2 separate regions of the Mus musculus genome follow, and region 1 is linked to region 2. The links are chromatin loops, found by intact Hi-C in ENCODE. Cell type or tissue: heart. All regions are shown on one strand. Each heading gives the region's core, and the rest is flanking DNA. Links, peaks and the distances in the headings are about the cores only.

Region 1 (15,520 bases), core at 3,673-11,672, 150 kb before region 2:
CAGGAGCATCAGACAAGTGTGTATTAGCTCGACATCTGCTCCCACTGATGAGCTCTGCTCTGGTCCTTTCCCAACAGCCTCATCAACCTGCTGGGGCGCCAGTCTTTCTGTGGAGCATGAAGACTGCCTTGCATGGATAGATGTGTGCTCAGCTGTGTAGCAAAGAATGGTCTGTTTACCTGGGACAAAGGAGTGATGAATCTGTTAATCTCCCAGGATGGGGCAGGAGGAGAATGCAACTCCTGGGGGGGAAAAAAAAAAAGATAGGGGTCTGTCTGTCTCCTTCAACCTCTTGGTCTTAGGACTACATGATAGCTACACATTGTGGGCCACTCTGGTCCACGTGGCGCCACCTGGCTGCTGGCTGAAAAACTGAGGGTTGCTTTAAGGTGGTAACAGACTGAAAAGCCCCGAACAAGGTGAAATATAGATATAGATGTGGTGTGTGTGTGTGTGTGTGTGTGTGTGTGTGTGTGTGTGTGTATACATCAAAAAGGTGGCAAGTTATCAACCACATGTGCCACATTACTGAAAAACCTATCTCAAGTATCACTAAAAATGGAAGATTCCTCCATCATCCAACTGAATGCCAGGACAGAATCCAAGCCTTCCATGTGCTGTAGCAACTGTCCACGAACATCTTACTCATGAAGCATCTCGTGCAGCATAATGGTGGGTCCCAGTAAAGGTTCCTTACATGCTCCTTCATCCTTCCTTCCTGTCTGTGTATTTTTGACTACAGGGCTTACAGTACTAAAGATATCAGAGTGACTCCAGGCTTGAGTTGACAGTTTTGGCTCCAAACCTGTACTTGGCAATAAGGCCTCTAAAGGTATCACATGCCATTGTGAGGACATCAGTTACTGTCCAGTAACAAATTACTGGAGCCTCTTGGCACTCTGTGCCATCGCATAGACCACTACTTGTATGCTTCCTCTTTCTACTACAATCCTGTAGGTTTCCCTCTCTCCAATCTTAAAAAAAAAAAAAAAAAGCAGGCACCCTGAGAAAGAAATTCTTGGACTTGGCACCAATGAGTGCCTTGGAATTCTTGATCCCTGGAGTATGGCATGTGAATGGCTCACAGTCAGAAAAATCTGTCCCCAAAGACACTGTAGAGAAGAACCCTTCCCTGACTTCAAGTTGTGGGACTGAGAAGGGTGTCCCTGTGCCTGGATGACATCACCAGATGGAGCTGGAATGCACAGATGTAGAAAGCAGGGGGCCCCAGGTTCCAGCAGGGAGGGGATGGCTGGGATATGACAAAGACTCTTTTGACTACTTGTTATCCACCCCCACCCGCAGTTGTGGGGGGCCTAAAGACACACTCAAGTCAGATGGTAACTTCTGACCTCAGCAAGGGAGCGCCTGGAGGAGAAGGAGGAGCTAGAATTGAAGTATCTCAGGGCCTAGCAGGGAAAACAAATACTATGTGTCTATCTATGTGGGACGCTCATTCTGCCCAAAGCCTGTGAATTTAATTGCAGAGAAATGCATTTTAGAATAAGATATTGGAAAGCCATCCTGTCTGTCACTGGGCACAGTGATTACAATTATTTATGCAGCGGTACTATGGTCTGTGTGTTTCACAGCAATTACACTATTGATCTCAGGACTCTGAGGCACTGAGCAAAACCCATTGGCATTGTTGCAGTCCCTGTGGGAATTATTTCTCCCATACTTCAGATGTGAAAACTGAGGCTATCCACTGAGGAAGTCACCAGGGCCATAGGAGTCTATGGCTGAAAGAATCAGTCATCAATGAACTCATATAATATGCAAATGTTATATTAACATATTAATAGCATCATATCCATTTGGCTAGCATTTATTCTACATTGCTGGTGTTAGCTTCTAGGTGTATTAGTCAGGGTTCTCTATGAAGCAATATATATATATAATTTATTGGAATGGTTTATGGGCTGTGCTCCAAGTAGTCCAATAGTGAATGTCTATCAAAGGAAAGTACAAGAATTCAGTAGTTTTTCAGTCCACGAGGCTGGATATCTCAGCTGGTCTTCAGAATACACCATAATCCAGGAGATGTAGACTCTAATGCCAGCAAAGGAATGGAGTTCTCAGCAAGAGCAAGCAGGCAAAGGTTGCCCTTCTTCCGTGTCCTTTATATAGGCTTCCACCAGAAGGTGTCACCCAGATTAAAGGTAGATCTTCCCACCTCAAAAGATCTGGATTGCATATACCCAGAAGATGTTCCAACTTGTAATAAGAACACATGCTCCATTATGTTCATAGCAGCCTTATTTATAATAGCCAGAAGCTGGAAAGAACCCAGATGCCCCTCAACAGAGGAATGGATACAGAAAATGTGGTACATTTACACAATGGAGTACTACTCAGCTATTAAAAACAATGAGTCTATGAAACTCTTAGGCAAATGGATGGATCTGGAGGATATCATCCTGAGTAAAGTAACCCAATCACAAAAGAACACACATGATATGTACTCACTGATAAGTGGATATTAGCCCAGAAACTTAGAATAACCAAGATACAATTTGCAAAACACATGAAACTCAAGAAGAAGGAAAACCAAAGTGTGGATACTTCATTCCTTCTTAGAATGGGGAACAAAATACTCATGAAAGGACTTATAGAGACAAAGTTCAGAGCTGAGATGGAAGGAAGAACCATCCAGAGACTGCCCCACCCGGGGATCCATCCCATAAACAGCCACCAAAACCAGACACTATTGCATATGTCAGCAAGATTTTGCTGACAGGACCCTGATATAGCTGTCTCTTGTGAGGCTATTCCAGTGCCTGGCAAATACAGAAGTGGATGCTTACAGTCATCTATTGGATGGAACACAGGGCCCCCAATGAAGGAGCTTGAGAAAGTACCCAAGGAGCTAAAGGGGTCTGCAACTCTATAGGAGGAACAACAATATGAACTAACCAGTATCCCCCAACCAAAAGCTTGTGTCTCTAGTTGCATATGTAGCAGAGGATGGTCTAATAGGTCATCAATGGGAGGAAAGGTCCTTGGTCTTGCGAAGGTTATATGCCCCAGTACGGGGGAATGCCAGGGCCAGGAAGCAGGAGTGGATGGGTTGGGGAGCAGGGTGGGGGATGGGTATAGGGGACTTTTGGGATAGCATTTGAAATGTAAATGAAGAAAATATCTAATAATAATAATAATAAAAAGATCTGGGTTGCAGGTGTATCTATCTTCCCACTCCAAAAGCCTCAGATTATAAGTGGGACTTCCATTTCAAATGCTGTAACTAAGAAAAGAATCCCTTGTATGTGTGCCCAGCCACTTGGGTTTTAGTCGAGATGTAGTCAAGTGAGCAACGGAGAGTAGCAATCACACTGGGCCTTCCCAAGGTATTAAATAATGTAATGATTTAAATAAGCTATACAAATTCCAATCACCATTCTGCGTAGAACTGGCTGCATGGATTTTTGGGAAATGAGTCAGCTTTTCTGACCTTTGTTTTCCTCACCATGAAACACAAACACCAAGAGAACCGACCGCATTCGGCTGGTGTGAAGAGGTAAGGATAAGGAGATTTTAGCTCAGGACCCAGCACACTATCAGAGTTAAGCTAAAGTTGCTATCACAGGAGATTCCTTGACTCAGACTACATAGCCATAATGTCCTGCTTCCCAGCTGATCACCGTGAAGGAGCTGGGAAAGGTATGCTATACTCTATGCTGTGACATAGATATTTCTGGTAGAACCAAGACACTTGGTTATTTCTTAATCCTAATGGTTTGCAGCAGGCGGCAGCCCTGGACCCTTAGGGCATGTGTTCCATAGTGAAGAAAACACAGGTCAGAGAAGTTGTCTCAGTTCCCAAAAGCCAGGTAGCTTCAATGGGACATGTACTTTATTCACATAAATTTTAAATGGCTCATGGGAAGACATAGTTGTGCAAAGACCTCCTCCACAATGACCAGCGCCTTTGGATTCCAGCGAGTGAGGCATTCTTCTTGGGGTTAAGCATCTTTTAATGTACAAATGCTTTGCTGAAGGAGAGTTACTCTCATGAGAGGGAAGACGGTGGTGAAGAGAGAGACCCCACCCAGGAAGAAAACCTGAGTGTGGCCTAGTCCAGTTGTTGGCAACTCTGCAGCCTTGTCTCAGACTACTCTTTTCTCTAGGAATCATTGCAAAATGATAAGGTTAGATGCTTCCCGAGGTCCAAATTACAAAATTATATACAATAAATATCTATAATTATATATAGCTACATGTAATTATATCACAATAAGCATAAATCTGTCTATCTTTATCATACATAATATACACATAAACTAAATGCATGTGTGTGTGTGTGTGTGTGTGTGTGTGTGTGTGTGTGTAGCAAGGCTAGGAAAAAGGACAACAGAAGCCAAGGTAGATCAGGGTGGGGGTGTAGGAAGCTCTTTTGAAGAATTAAAAAAGTATCTCTGTTTGCACAGATTTTACAGTTTTGCCTAAAACTGTTTCAGGGACTTCTCCACCTCCCCCAAAGCAATGTGAGTTTCAAATTCAAAAACTACACATTCTTCACACACACACACACACACACACACACACACACACACACACACACATGCACACGCACACACAGACACTAACAGTCCTCAGGGTTTACACGTTTCCTGTAGTGGCCTAGGTATAAAACAGAATGGTTTATGCTCTGAGGACTGTGGGTGTGGTTGGTTCCTTTTCTTCCTGTTGATCTTAGGTCTTTGCATATCAGACATTTGGTCTCAAGTCAGTACCTGACACTAGAGGGCTGCTGTCTGCTCCTTTCTGATTTTTTGGGGTCTCCAGAGTGAACCCTAATCAGCAAGAAGGTGGAAGGGAGATGATGGGAGGAGGGATGTAATGAGGGAACAAGGTGAGAGTCAAGAGGTGAGTGAGTCCAGATTTTACAGGCTCCCGAGTTCTCAAACTGCAAAAATGCATCTCTATTAAGCCTTCAAAACACAAGCCCTGTGACGAAACCCTCCCTCTTGGTCCACAGTTTGACCTTTTAACTGGCCTTCTTGATTTCTCATCCCTCAGAGTGGACCCGAGAAAGTCATGATGGAGTAGCTTCCTCCTCAGCCAAACACGACAAAGTTGTGTCATGTCACATAGCCTCCTCCTGGATTTCTATGTATGTGAATATTTCCTCAATCTCCAATGGGCTGCCATCACTTTTTGTGCAGAGTGTATATAAATAAAAGCATCAGGGGCTTGAAGATTATCCGATTCGCCCCTCTCCTATGCGTGCATCTGGAGTCTGTGTACTTCCTCCATGGCTCTCCCCTCCCTAACTTTTCCATTGGCACCCACGATGAGCACTGGAGAGGGCTGGAAATGCAGTGGCATTTCTGTGCCTGGGGTTTGAGGGACAGGACCAGAAGGACTCTTATACTGCTCCACTGTGAATGGGCTCTGGGAGGGTCCTTTATGTAGTCTATTCATTCCTTTACCGAACAGTAAGCATCGACAGTGTGAAATCCTATTTTGGTCCATTAGGAATGGGCTTTGGGGGTCTCTTTTTGCCTGGTTTACATCAGCTGAGCACCTACTGTGTCAAATCCTGATCAGAGACAGGAAGATCTAAAGGGAATTTAGCTGGTCACCTTCCTAGTCTCCTTTTCTAAAATAATTCATTTTCAGGGAGGGGATTTGGAAAACAGTTTCCCATTTGTTTTCCAGTTTGGTTCATGCTGGTATAGTAGGTGAACAGTGAGCATTTGTACATTAAAATGAGCCATAGCACCATGAAGGTAAAGGGGTAGTTCTTCCCCCCCATTTTTAAGATGCTTTTATGAGGCATCTTGTTATAGCAAGAAAAGCAGGGAGTGCACAGCCTAGCACACCAGGTTAGTAACAGAACACACGGCAGTCGTGCTTTATTCCTGTTGTGATAATGTGACTTCAAGCATGAGGGCTGCACCCGGCCAAGCATCACAGGAGAGGACCAGCCTACGGCCATCTGACCCAAGAAATGCCACAGATCAAAGTCCAAGGCGTGATGTCTCCTGAACCCTGGCCACATTCATACCATTGTCAGGTCAAAGTTCTCTAAGTGAGACAATCAGAGCTGGGACTCTCCGTAGTCTCAACTGCACTCTCTCAGGTCTCCCAGTCACGTTTCCATGTTTGCATTGGGGTGATAACACATGTCTTTGCAGCAAGCTGTCTACCTGAAGCTCGGAGTACCTTCCCGTTCTCAACAGAAACTGAATTAATCAATTTAGGCTTCTGGAAAATGGTAGGTTTCTTATTTTAATTTCCCTCTCCCCTGATGGAATGGTGGTGGGGAGTAGAGGCCCTGAACTCTCACAATCTAGTAAGATTTTAAAACACAGATTTAAAACTTCTCTCTAGAGCATTTACTCAACAGTGGTTTCACACCTCCAACTTTGAAGAGGGTTTTCATGTAGAGCACATAGGTGGCCCTTAGAGCCTTGGGGTGAGCCAGCTTTATAAAGAGTCCTTAGGTACCAGCCTTCTAGCAGATGCGTGACAAAAAACTGGATGTGAAATGACTGTACAAACCCCTGTTACCACTGCAGCTCGCCGCCAGGTCTCGTGCACTAAGCCTACTGCCATTACCATGTGGCCTGGACATTCATTTTCCTTTCAACAGGTTCACAAGTAAAGCATTAGAGACTTATCACAGAAAACCCACTCTTTAGTCCTCCGCCTCCCCCTTTGGATCAATGAAAAATTTGCATGAACAAATGAGGTGCTATAAATCTTACCATTTCTCAGACCTAGGTATATACTATTGTGTCGTGTTATATTTAATTAGGCTGCATTGGGTTAAATGTACTGTACTGGAAGAGACTGAACTGGCTTCAATTGGACTGGAGTAGACTAAGTTAGGTTGGGTTAGATTAGGTTGAATTAAGTCGGGTTGAATGGAATTGAATTGGGTTGGCTTTACTGGTCTTTGTGTGAATTAAGCAAGTTTGGATATACCAAGTCTTTCCTGATTGCTTACATTCTGTGGTATCCAATACTCACTCGATAACTCTTGCTGAGCCACAGTGGCCAAGATGAGAGTGGTGAGAACACAGTGGGGCCCCACAAGCAAAGGATAGTGCCACATTGTCTGAACACCAGCTTCGGAGACCCTCCTAGTTGGTCCCTTTCCTTAGCTGGCTCAGGTTGCAACCAATCATCCAAGCTGCTTCAAAAGGGGATAGGGAAGAAAGCCAAAGTCGGGGAGTGAAGAGCCAGAGAGAGCAGGCAGGGCGTGGGGAGGGGTAGGAGCCAGGCAGCTGAGTTTGCATGCCAGCAAGCAATCTCTCAGAGTAGGAGAATCTGACTCCTGGGAAAGACTGTGATCTGTTTTCCCTCCAGACTGGGGTAACTCGGTCAATGAAACTCAATCCTGATTGGTTGTGACATGAGGTCATAGACAGAGGCAGGGCAATGTCAGAAGTTCATCTACATACAACAAGTGGGCTTGCAGGTGTGTGCAAGGAAGGCAGGTAGGCGGGGAGGGCAGAATAGCCCCTGGGGAACTGGCAGCCGTTCTAATCAAACAGGCCAACATGCCTGCCCAGAATTCAGAGCACCCGAGGGGGTCACAGTGAGCTTGACCCTTTGGTAACCCTACTCACTACAGGGGAACTAAGGCACGCGGGGGGTGGGAGGGGGATAAAAAGCAATAGTGCTCCAAATCCAGAGCTTCAGGGGGAGAGATGTCTAATTATTCTGTGCTCTGTTGTTTTGGCTATTGGGGGCTCGATGGAAGGAAGATCAGTGCTCCTCTCCCTGGGGCTGGGAGTCAAGGTTCTAGACCCACTCTCCTCCTATCTCACAGAGGGAGGAGCTCCACAGCTCCCACTAACACCTTTGCTTCTTGGTCTCCCCATCCCAGAAAATAGGAAGGAGGAAGGAACCTTTTAAAGCATCTAGTCATCATCATGAACTTGGCTTTCCCTCTCTCTTCTCTCTCCCATCTCATCTGTCTCTTAAGACAGAAATCTAATACATCTGTGCTCACTATAACAGATAACCCCAGCTGCTGCTGCAGGCTGCACAAGACTGGGGGGAGGGGCCTGGCTAGGGAGGTGTGTAGATGTGCATGTTTAGTATATAAATGGCTACGAATGTGTGCATGCATGCGTACACCCACGTGCCTGTTCATTTGTGGTTTTCTGAAGCTGCTCTTTAAACCCCTGTGGCATCCCCGCTGAATCTTGCATCTCCTCCTGCAGCCAGTAGGTGGCAGAGCTGCAACAGGCCGCTGATTCCAGTCCGATGGCACCAGGGTCAGGACGAGGGAGGGAAGACCTGTCCAGTAAGCTCCCCCTGCCCCAAGGTGTCCTATGGAGCAGAGGTCCTGAGCAAGACGATTTAAAGGAGAGCTAGCCAAAACGCTTTTGAGATCTCTGTATTTCTTGATCTACTCCTTTCTGTCTTCCCTAGGTTTATCTAGAAAGGGAGACTTTTTGTTGGTGGTGATGTTGCTGGCATGTGTTTGTCTGTTTTATTTCTATTTTTGTTTTCCACGACTGAGAAGCATCTGCAGTGCGGTTTTTACACTGACTGGACAACAACACTCTGCCTGTGGAGTTTATGACAGGGCAGCTTCCAGAGGGGTCCCTTCCTTTTGGATTATCACTCATCAGAGCTATAGGGACCTGGGAACTTGAACTTCAAATAAGCACTCCTGGTGGTCAGCTGGCATGCTGAGTCCAGGGAAACACTAATAAGAAAGAAGCCTGTAATATACAGAGCCACCTAGGGCAGTTTTCAGGTCTTGTCATTCCTAACCCTTCAGCCTGCTTCTTTCAGCTACCTGTACCCACACTCCTTCATGCCCCCCGGGGGGGGGCGGGGGGGGCAGGGCTTCAACTCCAAATCTTAATCACCTAGCACTTTCCTCTGGCGCACTCCCAGGGCTATGAGATTCCTGTGCTTCTCCACAGGACTTAAGAGGACTACCTGTCCTCTAAGAAGGTTTTCTCACACTACCAAGAGGAGACCCTGTCACTCCAACCTTGCTCCTGTGCCCCCCTCATGCTCCTGCATTCCTGGCCCCAACGGAGTCAACTGTCCTGGTAAAAAGGTTCCACAGATGCGTGACCCAGAGCTGCGCTGACAGATATAGAACCAGAGCATCTCCCTTCAAAGACAGCATAGCATGAGACCCAAACAAAAGAGTCACCCAAACAAAAGAGCACAACACAGAGAGGCCCCCGAGACCGTGTATACCAGTTTACTCTGACTACACTAAAACAGATGGTTCCAGACTCAGAAAGGCTTTTCTCAAAATACTCAAATTCTGAAGTCTCAAGTCATGGTTCCCGAGAGGTCACATCTCTAAAAAGGCCACTAGAGTCCTCCCCTTCCTACTTCTTGTGACTACTCCTAAGCCCTGCTGTTCCTTGGCTGGTGGCAATGTCCCTTCTTCCCCATGTCATCCGCCTTAATGTCTGCTTCCTTTGGCTTCTGCAGATGCTGCGAGCCTGTCAGATTCCATCCTAGCTTGATTCCACCCATAAAGAGCTTATATCCAAATCAGCCATCGTACATGAACACCAGAAGTTAGGAATTCACCTTTTCTTTTAGGGGACTGCAGTTCAACCCATAGAGGACTAGAAACCAAAGGAGCACGTCTTTCACTTCTTCCCTTCTGTCTGGTGAGAGGGGTGCTGAGATGGAGTCTCAGTAACTTCCCCGCCCTCCACTTCTAAGAGGGTCCAAGTGTTTCTTTTGGTGGATACAGTATGAAAACCACATTCATATACATCCCTCGGGATACCCTAGAAGAATTTAAAGCAAGAAGCTTCAGGATCCCCTGCTAGAGCTTCTGAGTGCTGGCCTGGCCATTTTCCAGTGACCTCTGGGAACTTGACAGACATGGAAACTCTGTGGACTCAGTCAGAAGCTCAGGGAACCTAAACCAGTTAGCATCCTGCACTGGATAATCCTTGATGCTTTATTATACTTGAAGTGATGGTTCCAGTCACAGAAGACATGAGAGTGTCCCCAGCAATAGCCAGCAACCACACATCACTTATTGCCAAAGATCTCCCCCATCCTTCTGTGCTCTGTGGCAGGCACACCTCTCCCGGAGGCCCTTTCATGGCCTCCTGTGAGCAGCTGGAGAATGTTAGCCATCCACTCCTCCCATGATCACAGCCAGCCTCTGTCTCTCCTTACCTGGCTGCCCTCATACATACTTGCCTGTCCTCACCTCCCTCCAGCTCTCTTGACAGAGAGAAAAGCTTGCCAGGGGTTGGCTAAGTTAACTCTGCTCACACGCAAAACAAACCGTTATTTTTTTCCCCTATCTGCCAAGCTGCTGAAGGCAAGAATGTCAAGCCCAGGGTGTGTGTGTGTGAACGTAAGATCTACAGTTATCCTAGCGTGTCTGAGTTCTAAGCAAGCGTTTGTTGTTGTTGGGTTTTGTTTTGTTTTTTAAAACCATGGTCTAATTCCCAGGGAGCTGCCAGTGGCAACCTCTTGGATGTGCTTTATGCCAGTGGTGACAGTCTCTGTACACATTGCCTGATTCAGGGGATGAACAACCACTATGAATAAGAGATGACGGGCCATTCCTGGCATCTGCTTGTGTTTCTGATCCCCTGGAAAGGCAGTTTCCTCCCAGCCATCTTAGATGCTGGTATGTGCCTGTTTGCACATAGAGATGCAGGCAGGCAGGGAGATGGACAAGCAGGGCGTTTGGGAGGACAGGTGTTAGAGCCTGGCAAATGCTCGAGAAATAAAAGCTATTTCGGTGGGGAGGTGAGGAGGGTCACAAAAGTCTTCTGCCGAGAGATACAATGCATGTACTAAGAGTGTAAGTGTATGTGTGTGTATGGGCACACGTGTGTACGGGGATGGGGAGACCCCTAGGACAGCCCCAAGTCCCTGGGAACACTGCCCAGCCTAAACATGAGCAAGAAGGGAAGCTGTGGAAGGAGAAAGGGTGGGGGATATTAATAGTACAGGGTTCCATGCCTCAGAAGAAGGTAGCAGCAAATAGAGGCTCTTGGCAAATTTGAATCCAGTCACAAAGCCAAGAAAAATGGGAGAGTCCTGAGTTAGCGCTGAGCTGTTAAGATATTCTTTAGTTAACTTCCTTAGGACTGGTGTGTTCCTGGGACCCCAAGGGAAGGTCAAGTTGGATAATCACATGTTTCCGTCTTCTAGATCTCAAGCAGAAACCAGGAATCACCATAGTAGAATCATTGTTCAATCAAAATGAACACAGAGGGGAAGGGGTTTCAAAGAGACTGTGTGAGGAAGCTAGACATCTTCACAGGCAGGCACTTTGGTCTGAGACCCAATTTGCATAGAATCTATAAGCCAGACAGACAAGGGCTTGCTTGAGTTTAGCTTCCCTAAAAGGGCTGCCTGCATTATTTCCCTTAAGCCCACATCAGGATGCAAGAGATGTGTGTACCACACAGCAAGAAGGCAGAAGGGAGGGGCAGGGGGAATTGGAGAGACAGCTCAGTGGTTAAGATCAGTACTGCTCTGCATCAAAGTTTGATTCCTAGCACCCAGGTGGACAGCTCACAACTGCCAGCAACTCTTGCCTCAGAGAGAGCTGGTGCCTCTGGCCTCAGAGGGTACCTGCACTTATATGAACATACCCACACCCTCCCCAACAAGACAGATGGGCAGACAGACAGACAGACAGACAGACAGACACACACACACACTTAAAAATCATTTTTAAAAACTAAAGGAAGAGCAGTTGGGTGTCCTGACCACAGCTCCCTCTGAGTGACACTAATGCCATTTCAACCCCCAAAGCACACAGGGCCCCAAAGAAGCAGAGTCTCTCCGGCACCCCTGCTTCAGGAAGCTCTTTGCCTTTACTTCCTAAATGCCTCAGCTGGCATATGTATTTTTAAATAACTGTGGCCTATTCTGTATTATGGACTTAAGAAGTCATTGGGTCACTCTGGAATAAGAAGGGATGCTTAGGAGGAAACGGATGCCACAAAATCCCAAGACTCCGTTTTCTGCAACGTGCAGGGTCATTCAGAATGAGCAGCATAGTCACCCCCCCCCCCATTGCTCTGAGCTGTCTTCGGAAAATGCAAGCAGAAAGACCTTAGGATGAGAAATAGCAGGTTGGAGGTGGGGCCCATTTATATCAATGTATTCTCTGGTGCCGATGGGACACTATGGTGGCATAACGGGAATCCAGGGAGGGAAGATATGGATGGAAGCAGAGACTCATAACTCAGATGGCCACTGAGCTGTGGTCCCTGTGACTTCATCTTGTCTACTCTTTCTTCTCTCCTACCCGACAACATGGCTGTAAATCACCTGTGCCTGCATACTGCTTAGGGCTGATACACGATTCATGGAATCAGAGGCCAGATAACTGCTGGGAACACAAAGCCAAGAAAAATGGGAGAGTCCTGAGTTAGCACTGTAGCTGTTAAGATATTCTTTAGTTAACTTCCTTAGGACTGGTATGCTCCTGGGACCCCAAGGGAAGGTCAAGTTGGCTAATCACATGGGTTCATTCCACAGAAAACAACATCACACGCTTATCTTCTCTCTGCTTCCCATCATCCACATGTCCCTTTCTTTCTTATTACTGTGCCCCTTGGTATTTATCCAAACTTATCAGTGTTAGCAGGGGGGATATGATTGGACGGTAGGCAAAATGAGCATTTACTTAGCTCTTTACAGAGATTAAAGATCTCACAGCATAAGGATGTGGGTGTATTGATGAGGAGTAAAACACCTACCGCTTGATCCATCTGGTCTGACTATGATCTAAAGTGTCCTTGCATTAGCTCCTCCAATCCTGACAGTGACCTGAGGACTTGTCCATTGGAGGGAACAGAAGGAGCCTAAACCACCAACTCCCAACCCAACAGTTGACCTGGCCCTCCTCATATCCATCAATACAATTCATAAACTAATATACAAAACCATTTAACCTTCAAAATTATTTTTGAATTTATCTGAAGGGGTTCTAGAATTCATAGCATGTTTTCAATAGCCAAATCTCATTCCGCTCTTATCTTCATTAGGGTTACTTTTGTGGCCATGAGACACCAGGGCCGGAAGCAACTTGGAGGAAAGGATTTCATTGGCTTACATTTCCTCATCACTATCCATCACTGAAAGAAATCAGAACAAGAACTCAAATGGGACAGGAACCTGGAAGGAGGAGAAGTATTCTTTCCTGGCTTACTCTTCATGGCTTGATCAGCCTGCTTTCTTACAGAACCCAGGACCACCAGCTCTGGGATGATAACACCCACAATGGGCTGGGCCCTCCTCCACCAGTTACTAATTAAGAAAATGCCCCACAGGTTTGGCTACACTCGTATGGAGGCATTTTTGTTTTGTTTTGTTTTGTTTATAGAAGCTTCTTCAGAATGACTTCTAATTTGTGTCAAGTTAGCATAAAACTATCCCACACATGGAAAGATGAGGGGATTTATTCTAGCCATTATAGCAGATACTCTCCAGTGCAAGTCTATTGTCCTCCTGCCTCCCAAGAACTCTATGGTACAGGGTGTCGTTGTGCCAGGCAGTCCTCTGGGAGGATCTCATGGGCCATGGTTGAAGAAGACTCTGCTAACGCAGAGTGGTGACCATGATTAAGTGGTTCTGGAAAAGGACTCAACCCAAGATTGAAAACCCCTTGACGAAATCTACAAGGTTGTCAAGGCAGGAAGACTTCAACTCCACCATCACCATCATTATTGTGGTCATTACTCTTCCGTATCTTGGCAGCTACAGGAAATAAACCCTACCCTCTAAGATAGGATGAGCCCCCTCTCATTGTGGCTCCTCCAAGCACATAGTGATTCCACACAAAACACAAATAAATTCAGGTACAATTAATCGCAACATCCACCAGAGGACCAGTGAGGACCTGGACCACAGTGAGCAACTCTAAGGTAACTAGAGACAGCAAGACAATGGATAACAAGAGTCTACAGACACTTGTATTATCTACAAAGTTACTGGAGAACATTAGACAAGGATATTCGTAGCAAATCCTCTACTGGGATGCTAAGCTCCAAGAAGAAAGTGAGGATAATGGATGGGAAAAGAAGAAGGGAAAGGGGAGCAGAGGAGAAAGCAGAATGGGAGTGAGGAAGGATGGAGGGAGAGAAAGAACCACATGGGAAACGCTGCCTGCTTTGAATCCTTCATAAAATGCCCTAACGGGTCTGCCTTTCCTGCTAACAGCCATTTTTGTTTGTATTTATTCTGTCAGGGTGTACATGCCATGTAATCAGGGTCTTAGTCCATTTTCCCCCAGTGATAGATGATGATAAGTCATGTTGGCTGTTAATAATCTACAATTACCTAACAAATTTTGAGCTTGTAGTACAGCATCATTAATATGTTTAATTTATCGTTACAATTCCTTCAGGTTAATGGTTTGAAAGTATGTTGGAGTTTAATCTGGGCAGTTATTATAAAGTGCTTGTTTCTCGTTAAAATGTAAAACCCGAGATAGTCAAGATTTACTTGGGATAAAATGGCTGGAGTAAATCTTCCCCCCATCTTCCCACGGAGACCGGAATGAGATTTGGCTATTGAAAACACGCTATGAATCCAAGAGCCCCCTTCAGATAAGTTCAAAGTAATTTTGCAGATTAAATGCTTTTCCCCCCCTGGGGCTAATGGGAGTCCTGCCTGAAGCCAGAGTTTGTTCTGGAAGGATTGTATGGGTGCTACAGGGAGGGGGGCAGACAACAGAAAATGGATGAGAACTGAATCGTGCCAAAAATAGAAGCACCGAAGATTCCTGGGAAGGTATTTGAATGGCAGTCAGTGAGTGACAGGAAACAGAATACACTTTATGGGCCTTCCTTATATCATCAGGAAAAGATTACAATCAAGAATTCCCACCCCAACAGATACAGAGCAGAAGGGCCAGGCTCCTTCTCTGCCTAGGTTTTTACTGGGATCTCTGACTGACAGACTCCCACAGCAACACCAGTGGCTACATAGACACTTACTTCAACTTGCCTTTGCTTACAGGGCTGCCCTACCTATCCTTTCTTTTGGTAACTTCTGGCTACACCATGGAGAAGAGAGCAAATCTCACTCAGTGTTCCAGTTTGATTATATAGATGTTCTCAGTGGCTTATTGAGAGTTTAAAAGCTGCCCTGTTGGACATCTGGCAAGATGGCTCAGTGGTTGAGAGCACTTACTAACCAAGTCTTATGACTTGAGTTCAGTCCCTTGAAGCCCCCAGTGGAAGGAGAAATCAAATTCCAATAAATTGTTCTCTGACAAGTGTGTGTGCATGTGTGTGCATGTTTGCTTTATATGCATGCGCCTGCACACACATATATACTTTCTCTTTAGGCATGGATACTTCAAGGCTTCTGAGAAGTTTAAAGATGCCTGGTCACTTACAGTTTGTTAATAACTGAAAGAAAAATGCAATTCTTACCAATTTAATAACCAAGGTCCCTGTTGTTATATCTTTGGCTACTGTGAAAAACCCCTGGAGACAAGTGTCTTGAGCTGTGTTACCCAAATACATATGGAGTCTCACTCAATACCTGTGAATATGACTTTATTTGTATATAATATCTTTGCAGA
Region 2 (15,520 bases), core at 3,404-11,403:
GCCTTTTCCTCCTTCTTCTCATCATTATCTTCTCTCTATGTGTCCCCCCACTTCCAGGTCATACCTAATAGCACAGACTACAACAACAGCCCTTATATATCTATGGCCTTGCTTGGGTCAAGTATCCTGACAAATAGATTCCTCATCTACAACATGAAACTCAAGGCCCCTAGTTACTATGATATATGCCACTTAGGTACATATCATGAATGAATCTAGGCCACTTACAAGGCAGGTAGGTATGTAATGGTAGGGACTGTGCTGCTTGGGGTCCTCCAAGCTCTATGAGGAACTCAAGGACAAAAGAGAAAGTTCTGAAAACATCTTCCACCTTCCATCTGACCCCTCCATTTGAAATTACACTCATTGGTTCCGTGCCTAGCTTACAGATCAGATGGTACATGAAGGAAGGATTCTCTCTCTAAAAGGTATAATCTTTGTCCTTAAGGCTTGTCAGTGTCATGACCAAAGGATGTCTATAGAAAGAGCACTTTGGTTCCTAACTAGAGAAAAGTCATCCAAGGACCTTCTCAACCCACCCAACTTCTTAACAAAAACTATGTGTGTGTGTAATACCCAGAAGAGGCAACCCTTTCCAGTGAAGCTGGAGTAACCCCCAGAAACTTGTCTACTTTTAAAAAAGCACAGATTTGTGAAGAAAAGGCTAGAGGGAATGGGGATGCTACTTTGGAGATTGAGAGCATGGCATCAAAGAGGCTAGAAAGAACCTGAGTCACAACAGGTCACAGTGCCACCATTGGCTCTGACCTCACCATGGGAACCACCTGGAGGCCAGCACATGGAGAACGTTTTTCAGGCCAGTGTTTCCCCGTGAGAGTGTGTGAGAGAAGGAGCCAGCTACAGCCAAGCAGATGGCGATTCCTAAAGACAGGGAACGTCTGATGTTCTAAGATCTTCTGGTCAGCCCAGTCCAATGGGATGTGATAGGGGCAAGCCTGCGATCTGTATCACACCCTGTGTTTGAACCCTGCCTCCATCACTAAACCCATGTGGCTAATATTTGCAATTTAACCTTACTGGGCCTCCATGTCCTCAAAGGCATGTGGCACTAACAAGTGTATCTACTTAGTAAGTTTGTTCTGAGCACAGAGAAAGTTAATATATGCAAATCATCCAAAGCAGTGTGCATAATTAGTAAGACCAAAACACATGTTGATCACAGAGGTCAGATTACCCTTTTTCAAGGAGGTCCTTTTGGGGGTTCAGCCCTGCTAATTAAGGTTGGGAGGAAATAAGTGAACTTGCTAGGATAGCAGAGAGGGTACGCACAGTACCCCAAAATGTCTCTCCCTCTGAGGGTAATGCAGGACTATAGATGCAATTGCCCATTCACAGCTTCCTGGGTCTCCTGGGTTACCCGGAGACTACTGTTGTGGAAACCACTTGTCAGAGATGCTTTTTAACTTCTTAGACAAACACTCACCATCCTTGCCTCTTAGTTGGCCTTAGTTTTCATCTTTAACAGCTTCTTGCCAAGTAAGACACGCATGCTTCCTTGACACAGGGTGAAGACATGAGACAGCCTGAGAAGATTTTGGTGTGCAAGAGTTGGCAAACTCCTGTGTCAGCAAGGAATCAGCTATTATAGTGTCTCTGCCCATCCATCCCACAACTCTTCAGGGAAGCTGGTCTTGGGGCAAAGCAAGGTAGGAGGGGAAGAGACTACAATGCACATGCCATAGTAGGGGGAGGGGGCATTCCTTTTGAAAACTGAACCAGCCACACTCTCTTCTAAGCAAAAGCTACACAAAATCTCAGGTTCTTCCCCACCCTGAGGCCAAATTCATTTGCTTTCTCCTGCAAGGTGCACGTGAACAACTGTGGTTATAGAATGGCCCTGTTTCAGATAACTTCGCTCCTTGAGTCTGTGACTCCTAAACCTGGATCAGTTACACTCCCCAAGACTCCCTGGGAGGTAAGATTCCCAGACATGTGTTCTGGACTTCAAGACAGTGGGAAGAATTAACACAGAGAGCAACAAAGGTCTGGAAAGCCCATGGTCTGGAAAGATTCTGGATTCAGGGACACAGACTCTAAGCCAAGTTCCATGAGCACTTAAGAGATAAGAGACTGTCCACGTAGGTGGCATGAGAGAGGGTTGTTTGGGACTTTCTAATACTTCAAATATCGTTTTTATTAACAACAGTGATGACCAAGTAGTGGCATACACTATTTGGGGGTCACTAGAAGTATGGCTTCTTGGCTATGGGATCCTCAAATCACTTTGTAAAGTCAAGGTGCTCCAAATCTCTCCGACCTCAGGAAGCACCTATTCCTATTAACACTGTTAGAGATAGCCGTGCTCAGCTCTCATGTGTTCATGCACACATGGTTCCAACTGATTTCTTAACTGGTTTCCTGAGTATACCAAAGTCTATTCTCTGATCAATCTTTATGTCCCTGATTTGGAAGCGTCTCTGCTGCTCCTTAACTCTGGAAAAAGTGGCACAAACCCTAGTCACCTCACTTCAACTGTGCCTAAGATGGCCCTGAAGTAATTATGTCAGAGCTAGAAAAAGATGTACATTCCATCTGCCAAGGCTTCCAACCATGTGCGCACACACGCTGGGTAGCACTGAAAACTTTAAATACTATTCATGTCTGAAGACATCACTAATGTTCATACACCTACATCTAATATTCTGTGCAAACCATTTTTCCTTGATATTGTTAATGCCATGCCCTTCCAATCCCAGTGAACTCTGAAGGAAAAGGGTGTCAGACCTCACAACCAAAAGATCCCAGATCAAATGGGGAATTCACAGAGTGATGTGCAAAAGAAGAAATGGCAGAGGTGGCTGGAAGTGCCAACGACGCTTGTAAGTCTCCTTTCAGGACTAGGCCACTGGTAACTTCTGTACCTTTTACTACAGAAGTGATAGAGTCAGGGGGAGAGGAGAAGAGAGGCAGAAGAGGGCTGAAAATAACAGGCTAAAAACGGCACGCAGGTCCCCTTGAGCTTTTCCAGGAACAACCCCCCTACACTCACACACACATACACTCTATTTATGCACACACTGTTACACATTTGAGGAGAAAAGAAGTTACATAAGATGTCAGATGCTCATTTCCATTTTTCCATGAGCCTGACCGAAACGGAGTATACTTAGTCTTGTGAGTATAGAAGCCATGGCTAGAGTCCAGAGCTTCCAACCAGCACTGAGAGAAAAGGCCCCTCCCTCCCTGGAGCTCAGAAACCCCAAGAGGCCCAGAGTATCCAGCTTGGAGCCTAACTGAAGTATTGGTACCAATGGCTCCCTTGTATGCTACAAACTTGATCTACAAAAAAAAAAAAAAATTAGTATTTAATGTAAAGCCATACTGGGCTCTGACCCCCACCTCCTTCTCCCCTACCTTGTCTGCAAAAGGATATGGGCCTTGAAGTTTGGTACGTGACTAACCTGGATATAAAGTATCTTCCTCATGAGGGCTGAAGCAGCCCACTCACCTCGCAGGGCTGCTATGAAATCCTTACGCTGTTTGTGTATACAGTGTTGTGACCCAGGGCCCAGCAGATGGCAGCTGCTTTCTCCTTTTGTTTTGCATCTCTTTTCTTCCCTTCCCCGGCCCTGAGTGATTAAAAGTGGTTCCTGCCTCTTTAGCAGAACCGGCCTCAGCAGTGAGCTTACCTAGTGGCACAGAGTTAGTCTTCACTCCAGTGATTGAAGTCTGCATCCACAACTTGTCAGTGGTACTTACCCATCCCCCAAACAGGGCTCAGCAACAAGGTAGAAGATTAGACAGAGGGCCTACGTTCAATAAGAAAGTGGTCTAGAGTCCTTCTTCCAATATACTTGCCCAGGGTCTTGATGCATAAGTCCTTCCACCTGCTCTGCCTGCCTCCCAAGAACCAAAAACCTTCAGTGATCTAGTACGCCATGTCTCGCTTAGTGGTAAATGTCACTACAAGATGGCAGTGGCACCAGTAAGTGAGGGGAAGAAAATGAAAACCAAGTCGGCCAATGTGAGCATGGACATCAGGTTTCCCTTGACAGTAAATAACCGGGATTAGTGGAGTCTCCCCTTGAGGACAGGAACACTATCTGCAGCAGTCATCCCCAGCCTTGCCTGCTGATACTGTCTACCCCAGATCTTCAGAAGCTGCTCCACAAGCAATCTGGACAGCAGGGAGAATTCTAGTAGCTTTCATTATGAAATCTCTCCAGACACCAGGAGAAAGCCTTCAGTCCTACATACAGTGAAACCTCAAGTCCAGTCGATGAGACCTCCACAGAGGTTGGGAACTCTTACTCAATGCCTAAGAAAGAGACCAATGCCTAGGATAGAGCTAATGATTCAACTAGGGTGGCTTGCGTGGCTCAACAAGTTGGGGGAACTCTCTCTCATCTAGCTTCTATCAGAGAACCTCAAGTACTATACTTGGGAACTACAGAAAATTTGGCAGGATCCTCAGGCTCTGTAAAAACTTAGCCCACTATCTCTCTGTCTCTCAAGTCCATCCCCTGAGATGTCCAACCTCACAGTCTCATTGGCAATTCTTCAGGAGTTGTATAGGACCCTCTGCTTGTGGTGGGAAGAATCTAGAACCCCTCAGTCTCTCTGATCTGCACAGACTGTATGCCACCTGACATATCAAAGGGGACTTAGAAGGTGACAAGGTTAAGGACCTTGAGGTAGAGAGAGAGCACCCTACATGATAGGCATGCTTAGATCACATCAGGGCATAAAATCAAAGGCCTTTTCCTGGCTATGGTCACAGGGAGCCAAGGCAATGGAAGAAAGTAGGAGAGGCGCAATGCTGTTGGCTTTAGGGATGGAGCAGGACAGCACTGGCCAAGGAATGTGAGGGCCTCTACCAGCAGTTGCAGGCCAGGAAACAGATTGCCCTCAAGAGCCTCTAGGTAGAAAGGAAGCCCTGCTAGCACCTTAGTTTTAGCCCAGTGACACCTGTGTGGCATTCTGACCTCTAGGCAGTAAGACAATAGCATTGGCCTTAACTCAGCAAGCCCCTGAAATGTATTCACAGCAGTAGGAACCTAGCATATTGCTGGTCCATGGTGAGGCAGGTCCCACCCTCTCCTTGTCCTTGGGCTCCCCTGAAGGGGCTACTGACTTGAGATTTCCAGCAGAAAAGCTCTTCTGCCTCTGTTGGAACCCCTAGGGATGACCTAGAAGTTAGCTCTCATTCAGCCCCCTGGCAGGGAGCAGAGCTCTATCTTCCCTTTGAGTTCTTGGGGGTCTGGTTTGTTCAAGGACCCACCAGCTCTTGTTACTAACTCCTGGAACTCTAAAGTATTTGCCAAAATGGAGGGAGGGGCAGGGGGAGCAGAACTCTCACCCTCTGATCCCAGTCACCCACCCGATTACCCTTCCTGCGTTAGGCTCCCAGTGACTGCATTCAAAGGAGAGCAAAGCAGGACGTATGTGTGCTGGCTCACCTTGTACAGCACTCCCTACCTTGTTATTTGCTTGCTTGTTTATTTTCCAGACTCTTAAACATACTGTGCCATCTTAAACCACCCAGCAGGACATACCTGCAGCATTTCGAACCTTGTCTGATAAGCCAAGCATCAAAGCCACGTGTGTGGGCATGGGTTTCTCAGCACCTGTGCTTAGTAGGAAACTCAAGGAAGTTGTTAGCTTTAAGCCCCTCTGCTATCTCCCAAGAGGTCAGTCGGAGTCAACCTGGCATTTCTCTTCCCCCCCCACACACACCCCTAAGATTCCCTTCCCTTCCCTCATACTTGCTTTTAACAAATTTTTTCCATATTTTCATTTCTTTTTCTTGGACTACAGAAAGGTCTTTGTAAGCACAAAGCCAGATCTTGCCTTGCTCAGAAATATTTTCCTCACTGACTCTTGCTTGTTAGTTTTAATGTTTATCCTGGTCAATTGTTCCAAACATGAAATACCCATCTCTAAAGGGTTCCTCAAACCTGCCCTTGTTTTTGTTTTATTGTGGTGGTGGTGTTGTTTTGTTTTCAATATCTTCTGTATCATCTTACCTAAGCTTCAGACTGACCCTGTAAGCTGCCAAGATCTGCTATGAGTAGAAAAGCAAACGCTTGATACAGAGAACCCCGTAGGATCAAAAGACAGCGGGAAGAATTGTCTAAGGAAGAAAGAAAGCTCCTCTCACCAGACAACAGTGATCACAGCAAAAGCTAGGGCAGATCATTCCGCAGACCTACCCATCCCCCTCCTGGCTGACTACCTCCCAAGCCAGGCAGGGGCCCTGGAACCCAGTTCCGGGCTGTCAGCAGAGATAAATTTAGCACCAATGATCTCATCTTGCAGAGCAGCCTCAGGGCCTCAGAGTGCTCAGGGAAACATCACTTGGACAAGCTGAGAAGTGACAGACACTACTGGCCCCTACAACATAGGTGGCAGGCAAAAAGTTCCCCTTAGAGGGACACTAAGCCCATGAGGAGCAGTGGCCAGAGTGTGGCCAGCAGGTGGCAGGCTGAAGGAGCTGAGACATGGACACCCTGAACTTCCCAGGGTCTCCCAGACCTGGGCAATGAAGCTGAAGGCTCACAGCAAGTCCACAGATGATCAGAACTGCTAAGATCTGGATGAAGAACAAGCAGTGCCAAGCATTCTCACTGTAGAGATATGGCCCATGTCCCAGCAAGTCCCTCCCTACCCCATCAGGATATTATGTGGTGGAGTATTTATAGATACAACAGTGGGCAGAAGGCAGAAGTGGCTGGAGCCCATTGCTCTGCCTCCTGCCAATAATATAAGCCCAACAAAGAGGACAATCTCCCTTGTCCTTTACAGAAAAGAATGGAAACTTGTCACAACTGCAAACTTTCAAGTTCTTCCACTGAGATAAGCTTCCCTTTCTGGCTTGCCCTGCTGGTGACTTGCTGACCAGTTCCCCCAAGGTTTCTTAGTATGTGTCACAGTGAGGCTTTCGGTTTGCAGATCCTGGAGTAAAACATTTACGAGGGTTCCAACCACTGGGTCATGGTGCCAGGACAGTTCTTCAGCTGGAGTAAGGTTTCTTGGCTCCAACCTCTGCAACCACAAACCTTTCTGATGGAGGGAGGATGGCATGAAAGTCACTCAAGAGAATGGACTTGACACTTGCAAAAAAGGACAAAATAAGCAGCTATTTCTAGGAGGTAGGTCCCACCCTAAAGTGCAATGCATATTATGCTATTAAAGGGGATGGGAAGTGATGAGAAATAGATGTTGTCACCTAAGAAAGGCCAGGCTCACATCTCAACACACCAGGGCCACCCCATGTCAGTTTCAGTCACATTAGAGGAAATCAATTCCCAAGAACAAAGGCCTTCGGTTTGATCAATGCCATTCCTGGGAATCACCCAGGACACATAATTGAGGGGCTGTCAGAGAAATCAAAACACACTGAGAAGTTGGGGTGATCACCAAGGTCTAAGTCCTTCTGCCGGGGGGCAATGTGAGCGATGTTACAAAAGAGAGGAGAGTGTCACAGGCAAGAGAGTAGGGTGGACAGCACTTTTGCAGGTGAAGAGTTCAAAGCTTCAAAGAAAGGTGGTAAGATACAGAGCCAGGATGAACGATAGTGCAGACAGTTAGCCAGCAGAAGGTCCCACAGGGTAAGGCACAGGGTAAGGCACAGAGGAAAAGGCCAGTACTGTGTCAAGGTCACACCACCTGGGGTCTTGACGCTTTAGAGGGAGAATTAAAATTAGTCTGGATTGTTCTACATTTATTCTTAAAAGTCAAAATGATATTTTTTTTTCTGTTCTCTTAATTAAGCATAAACTTATAAATCTAGGGCCTTGTTTCCGGGCTATGGGAAGTGGAGGAGGGAGTCCAGAGTCTCAGCTTCCTGAGCTCTGCCTGTCTCCTTCTCCCAGGTCATTGGTTCCAGGAACAATGCCTCCCTGCCACAGGGACCCAGAGGGCTGCTCAGCTGAGTCACATGGCCTCTTCTTCCCTAGGATACACACACACACACACACACACCACTCCCACTCCCACCCAGCCCCATAAGGGCTGGCTAAGGCATCTATTTGGAGCTTCTGATTGTCCCCTGGTTATGCTGACCTCTGAGGATTTCCTACACTCTGCTGTCCTACCTCACCCCAATTCACACGGCTGTTCATATCCCTGAAGGTTGAAGTTGCTCCTTAGAGCTATACCATACAAAGAAAGTCAGAGATATTTGCTATCCTCTTTTATATTTTCTCCTGCTGTATAAAAAGCAAACAAACAGTCTACAGGGTCTGGGGAGTAGTGAAGAGTGCATGGCATGCAAGCAGGAGGACGTGGGTTCAGATTCCCAGCAGCCATGTTAAAAAACTGGGCATGGACTATGAACCTCTGTAGCTCCAATATGATCTGTGGGCTCACGTGCCAGTTAGCTTGACCAGAAGGCCAGTGAACACCAGTAAAAGACCCTGTCTCAAAGGAATAAAGTAGGGAGCAAGACAACTGACATCCTCCACAGGCCTTGACACACACACACACACACACACACACACACACACACACACACCTACACACGTGTGCACACACAAGCTAAACAAATAACAATCGATGGCTTTATCATACAAGAGGAGAAAGTTGGAACATGTATGTAATCAATTTGTCTCAAACCTGAGGTGTAGCCACAAACAAAGTTGAGATTTTCCAGCTGTCACACGATTTCCACAACACCCAGGTTTGACTATAAACAGTTCAGATGCATGGCCAGCTGCAGATACAGACCCAAGCAGATGCTTAGACAGAGCTAAGTGCCTTAGAATCGGGAGGCAGTGGCATGGCATTCAGCGACACCCCTGGCTCGTCTTTATCTTTCTGCAGCTTAAGAGAACAATTGTATGAATGCCTAAGGAAGGCACCGTTTTCCTATTTTAAGCTTAAAAAAAAAAAAAAAAGAGGGCTTCATGTCTCCCAGATGGAACTGGAATCTAGCTCCTCCTGCATCCTTTTCCCGGGTTCTGGGGTAACAGGTATGTGTCACAACACCAAGCTTATGCAGTGCTGGGTAATCAAACCCAAATCCTCCCTTATGCTTCAGTCTTAACCTTTGCTTTCCTATTTTTATTTTATTTTATTTTATTTTATTTTATTTTATTTTATTTTATTTTTTGAGCAGCTAACAGCTCTTGTGTGTGTGAATATACCCACATGCCCTTGAACTTTTAGGGGGAAAAATGAGAACAAAGAAAGGGAAAAATTCTAAAAAGAGTGAGCAGGAGAAAGAGAGAGACAGAGAGAGAGAGACAGACAGAGAGAGAGAGAGAGAGAATGGTCTCTATCTCAGCCTCTCCTCCAAACTCTACCCATGAGCCACACAGTCTGTCACTGTATCCCCCTCCCATCCCCATCCACCCAGCTACTTCCTTCACCTCTGCCTCTAGACAGAGAAAGAGTTCATTCAAAAGCAAAGGTCTCCTTCCCCCATCCCCAGACCCAAGTCCCTCAAAAAACAATCAAATTTAAAACCCAGAGATTAAATTATCACTAAGCTAATTATGGGAATCACACTTAGCCTGGCTGCCGGGAAGCAGGGTCAGAAAGCAAAAGGCATGAAAATTAAAGGCAGATGCAGGAAACACTTGAAAAAGACCAAGTGGGAGACCCATTGCCCCCTCCCCCACTCCGGAGGAAGAAGAAACCACTCTTGATGTCGGAGATGCTGTCCATCTGGGCTATTGTCAGAGCATTTGGCAGCTAAATGGCTGCTCTCTGTCATCATCTCTAGGCCAAAGTGGGCGCAAGTCAGAGGTAAACTGATTAGGTGGTGGGCCACTAATCTCTCAGAGAGAGTAGAAGGGAAATGGTGCCTGCCTCCAAGAGGGGTAGAGCCCAGGGGCATTATCCCCAGGCTTAAGTTGCAGAGAGAGATCTGTGCCTGGTCCATGAGCATTTGTGGGTCATGTGGTTAGGTAGCTGACTGTAGGTCTGTAGGAGTCAAGTCCACGGGCATATTTATGAGGATGAATCCTCAAAGAGGGGCAAGGATATGGCATGATGCATAAGTAAGCATGTACGTTAGTGTGCATGTTGCCAGAAACTGTGAAGAACTGGGAAAGAAGCAGAGGTACCTCCTAGCTGAACTGCAGGTTAGCAGCTCCTGAGAACTGGTGGTCATTGGCCAGGCCCTGGCAGTGCTGCTATTGGCTCAGTGGTGAGTGTCCCAAAGGACACAACTGTTCTGCTGCTTCATGGGACACTATCGATCCTATGCAAATGAAATAATACTTTGGCCATAAACTTGGTAGTCCAAGAAATGAACAAAAGAACTAAAAATCCACTCTTTTTCAGTCTACAAGGTGACTTCCTCATCTCAAGCTTCCCCGAGAGCTTCGGGTTCCCAGGCAGCAAGCATGGAGGGGAGTGTCCTATGGATATCCAGAGTGGATTTCTAGAAATCACGGTCAACAGAGGCAGTTTAAAGAGAAAGTGAGAGAATCTTTGCACATTGCATTACTTAGGAAAAATTAATTTGGGGAGTTCTATTTAATTGTAGGTAAAAGAAATGATTCAATAAATTTGGATAATTTGGTTATCCAAAAGCCATCTGCTGGGCACAATCTAATCACTGTATTTTAGTCAGAACATGCCCGCAATCTCAAGGAAAACTAAATTTGGGGAGATGCAAACATCTAGAGCTTGACTAATGGGAGAAAATGAACGATTTTGGTACAGTTTCAGAAAGGAAAGAAGTACATCGCAAACGCACTGTGAGAAATTGGTTTAATAAAAATATCTGCAACGCAGTGTCTCCAGTGGATGACATACAGTGACCCTAACCTCCCCTTCGGAAAGTTTTTCTCTAGTTCTAGCCATAAATTCTTTAACTTCAGAAACACCTGGCACACCATAGATATTCCCAACCTGAAGACTGATGTTCATGATGCTAAGACTTATAGTAAGCTGGGCTGACAAAGTATGCTCTGTCCTCACCTGACCCTCCTACCCCAGACACAGCAAGCCCCATCCTATGGGGCTTAGCCTTCTCTCCTCACTCTGGCATGCTCGGTGAAGTAGAGGATATGCTACTCTCCAAGCGATAACAGCCACAGGAAGCTCCGAGCCTTCTCTCTCTGTCATGTGATTGCCAGATCCCACACGGGGTCCTCTTTTCTGTCCCTGACAATGTGGAACAAAAATTCTGCCAACCCTAGGTGCATATGAGCATAAGTTGGGAATAACCTTTGTTGTTGCAAGTCACATAAATTTGGGAGTTATTTGCTACCTCAAATTAACTTAGCCTAAGCTAGCTCTGATATACCCTTACAAACCAGCACAAACAGGCAATGGAAAGAGTAACTATTTATAGTCAGTCTCCAAATGCATGTTTCCAACATCCACAGATCCAGAGCTCCTTAGGCAATCTGGTGGCCCTGTGTGCTCATGAAAGAAAGTGCTTACATGTAACAAGAAAGAAGTATCAACTATATCAATGAGCTGTGTTTTCCATCTGAAGGCAGTAAGCGTGCCCTTTTTTAATTTATTTTATTTTGCTGAATAACACATTCCTTTTTAGAAAAGAAATCTCGGCTACAAATGTCGAAGCTTATTTCCCATAATTTCTCGGTAATCAAGATGTGACTAAATAAAAATTCAAATTGATAACATGGATTCATCACAAGGCTATTAATTCTAGAAACGGATTATTCATTTTTTTGAAAGTATTCACAGGCTTCTTTCAACGAATCTAAAGCCTCCCACCCAAAAGCCTGTAGGTCAAGAAACCCAGAGCTTAGCTGAAGCAAGGAAGCAATGTCACTATAACATACATCCCTTCCACGATAGCCGTGTCCATCCTATGTGGGGTCCAGTGTCACAGAATTCACGGGGTCTCCACCCAGCTGGGCACTGAGGGCCATTTATATGCAAGGTCAAGTCACTCTGGGTTTATCTTATCTTACTCAATTAAGTCTCACTGAACCTAAGAAGGACTCTGAATATCTAAGTGAGGCTTATAAACATCTTTTCCTTTCCCAAATCAGGTATGACCAGGAAAAGGCCCAGAACAAATTGGATCATAAACACTAAATAAGATATTCTGGACTGGGGAGATAACTCAGTGGTAGAGAGCTTGCCTAACTATGTGCAAGGCCCCACATTCAACCTCCAGTATTGAAAAGGATATGTATGTAAATAGATGCATCTATATATGTTAATCTGACACATTTAGATATGATCATGACCATATGCAATGTTTTAAAAGCCTATTTGCCCATCAAGAACACTTGTAGTAGGAAAATCTTTTTTTTTTCTCATAAAATATCACAGGTAAATTCCATGCTCTGTGGGGAAGATAAAACTGATTATCATAGGACAAAATTTTGATAACTTATTAGAAAGACCAAATAAAGAAGAAATCGCAAAGTTGGGTGGAAGTGGATGGGAGGAAAGTAATGGGAGGAGTTACAGGAGGGCATCGAATATGTTCAAAATACATAGTATAAAATTCTCAAATAATTAATAAAGCACTACTTTAAAAAGATCAAGTTAAAGTTAAGTTATTGTCTTACAGATCTTTAGAAATGGACCAAGGGTATCTAAGTACTATCCCTTTTGACAACAAATACACACATCCACACACATGTAAATACACACATACCCACATATGTACACACATTCACACACATAACTCACACACAAGACACACACTTACACACAAAACATAAACTCATATATAAAACACACACTCACATACACAGGCCAAAAAACATATACACAAAAGACACACAGACACACAAAACTCACAGCCACAATATACACAAGATGCCCAGAGCATCCCAGGTGTCATACTGCCAGCGGCACAACAGCACACATCTGAGTGTCCCATGAGGAAGACCTACAAGCACAAAACATCAGGATTGGGCTTAAGTTTTACACACAGCACCGAGAGCCAGTGGCAAGGTGGCTTCAGCACCATCCTGTATTCCCATGTCCGCCCAGCTATGCCTAAAGATATTCAAATGTGAGCGGTGCCCTAGCCACTCCCACCAATCTTGGTGGGGAGGAGACCTCCTGGGTAGAGAAGCAGAAATCTATTCCTTTCCTTTGCAAGCGTTTTCTGCCTACAAAGTCTCAGAAGCTCTCTCTGGGTGGGTAGAGCCTTCTGAAAGGACACTCAAGAGAGAAAGACCTCAGAAAGAAGTTGGGATCAGGAAAGGCAGTAGGGTTGCCATGGTTTGGTAGCCAGAGAGTAGTGCTAAGGAACTAGGTAAGCCCTGTGACCACACCTACCACTCTAATCGACCTGATCTTTGACTGACTTATCTTAAGGGCATTAGATGGACTCAGCAATACAATCACACAGCCCTGGGTCAGAAACAGAGGGTGTGAGAAGTCCACCCTGAGTGATGGCAGTCATGCCTTCCTGAGAGGACGGTGAGAGTGGGTTGTGGGAAACTGTATTGCTCTTTCAGATCCTCTGCAGTCTTAAAAACTATACAGTTGACTTTAAAAATATTTACATAAATAACTATGAAGTTTTGGATATGGAATTTAGTTGGTAGGATACTTGCTTAGCAACTACAAAGCCCTGGGTTCCATCCCCAGCATTGCATAAATCAGCCATGATACTGCATGCCTATAATCCCCCCACTTTGGAGTAGAAGCAGAAGGATCAGAAGTTCAAGGCCACCCTCAGCTACATAGTAAGTTTGAGTCATTTTGAGATCTTGCCTCAAAATAGATAAGCTAGCTAGCTAGATAGATGGATGGACAGACAGATACTAGATGGATGGATGGATAGATAGATCATTTAAAACAGATTGTACAAATGCATTTCTTAGATGAAGCCTCTTTCATTCCCACCGACTTGCATCGTCCCCTCCAGGCACACAGTCTGTGAAGACCTTGAGCATGCACTGCTGTCTCAGACTTTGATAATCCCACTTAAGTCCCAACAGATGGGTGAAGATAAGGCCTTTGTGTAGACTTCCATGCAACAGAACAATGCAACAGAATGGTGGGGCGTAGAAGATGAAAGTGGGGAAAGCCTGAAAGGTGTGGAGAAATACTAAGAAGCTGGGGATCAGGTGGGGCCTTTAGGAAGAACAAGGAAGCTGGTTGTCTAAATGAGGAGAGATGCTCACAATGACCAGCAGTCACACGGAGCCAGGACCACACATCAGATCCTTGCATCACTGCCACAACTAAGTAGAAGCATCCAACTTCCAAAGGAGGAAAGACAAGAGACCCTGGATGACCTGCCACAGGCAAAACAAGCAAGAGCCACACATAGCGTAGTGTCCCATGGAATGCTGAGGGGGAGTTTTATTAAGAAAGCAAAGACCAAGCAAGGGTTGAGTACATCTCAGGCCAAAGGTCAGTGGTAAGAGGAAAAGCAGAGCTTGCTGCCTGTTTAAAACTGTGCCTATCCCAGAGCCTCCTCCCTGAGCTTCCTCCAGCCTCTGCCAGCCTCCCACAGCCTCCCCACCCCAGCCTCCCACAGCCTTTTGCAGCCTTTTTGCAGCCGACCACAGCCTGCTGAAGGTCTGAGCTAGGGCACAGTAGCTCCTAAATAGGAAGTCATAGTGGAAGGAGAGAGGAAACGGGATGTGAATGCCACTCATCCCCTGCATAAGAAGCTGAATCTCAGGACTGAGCCTCTTCCTCAATACTGACGTTTAGCCAGGGCCCTTGTGAACTCAAAGCATGAGTCCAGCCGAGACACACTAAAGCACCAGGCAGGACATTTTTTTTTCATTGGGTCTGGCCATTTTTGCAGGGCTTCAGGCCAGGGGCAGTAGATGAGGTGAAGTTTGTTGTTTTTAACATGGAGAATGAGAGGAATGGGTTGCTTCAGGAAGACACATCTGCCATACTCTACAGGTTGAATTAAAGAGGCAAGAATTTAGAGGCAGGAAAATCAATTACAGATGCCTAAACCAGAGCAGGACAGAGAGAAAGTGCAAGCCTCCGGTAAACATGCACATATGGACCAGGTACAAGAGCCTCCTTCAGGCTACCTCCTTCAGGGTCCTAGAGTGAGACTCATCCCACAGCCAAGAATTAAAGCAGATCAGAGCCAACTCTGGATAAAGCTCAGGGTCTTTCCATGTAAACGAGACAAGGGGCAAGTTTTAGATAAAATCATATGACCACAGGAGGGACAGTTAGACCCTTCAACATGACCAAGAAGGAGGCTACACTCTGTATCCATAAAAGGAAATGCTGAGGGTCAGATAATAAATATGTGGGCAACAGGTAAATGGATGGTGCTTGGTCCTTAGAAGGTGCCCATCCTATGTTCTTTCTTGTCAGCCAATCACACACCTGACTAGAACCCAGAAGCCCTAGTCAAGTAGTTGAAATCTTTATGAGCAACAGAGTTGTTGATTCGAAGATTGGTTCTTGGCTGAGTCCCTCCCAAAGTGCTGCCCTCCCCTAGGTGAACTGCCCCATGAGCTTAGGCCCTCCTCTCCTCCCCTGTGAGGAAAGTGTGGCACACTTGCCTTTTCCCCTGCCACTCATTCTCTGACTCTCTATGTGTGTACCGTCAGAGCTTCAGCATCCAGAAGACAGAGCTGAGCCTGGGCCACCATTTTTCACTAAAATTTTACTTGAA

The links. Hi-C counts contacts between places; a loop is a spot of excess contacts. Peaks named below come from ENCODE experiments on the same cell type or tissue, not always from the same donor. Only the 100,000 strongest peaks of a DNase experiment are listed, where the experiment ranks them.
Region 1: it touches region 2 in a loop (4-fold over the local background); 11 of 42 quality-filtered maps call a loop at or near these places.

The regions. Positions count from the first base shown.
Region 1 is chr6:32,320,104-32,335,623 of GRCm38, forward strand. The region is part of intron 3 of Plxna4 (plexin A4); the gene reads right to left. Among named protein-coding and RNA genes, the nearest start is that of Plxna4os1, 180 kb to the right of the region's middle. In heart, for the core only: CTCF peaks have their summits at 4,747 and 8,183 (motif pointing right); a DNase peak (open chromatin) is centred at 8,178; H3K27ac peaks cover 2,626 bases.
Region 2 is chr6:32,473,070-32,488,589 of GRCm38, forward strand. The region is part of intron 3 of Plxna4 (plexin A4); the gene reads right to left. Among named protein-coding and RNA genes, the nearest start is that of Plxna4os1, 30 kb to the right of the region's middle. In heart, for the core only: a CTCF peak has its summit at 6,433 (motif pointing right); DNase peaks (open chromatin) are centred at 6,302 and 7,882; H3K4me3 peaks cover 448 bases; H3K27ac peaks cover 7,214 bases.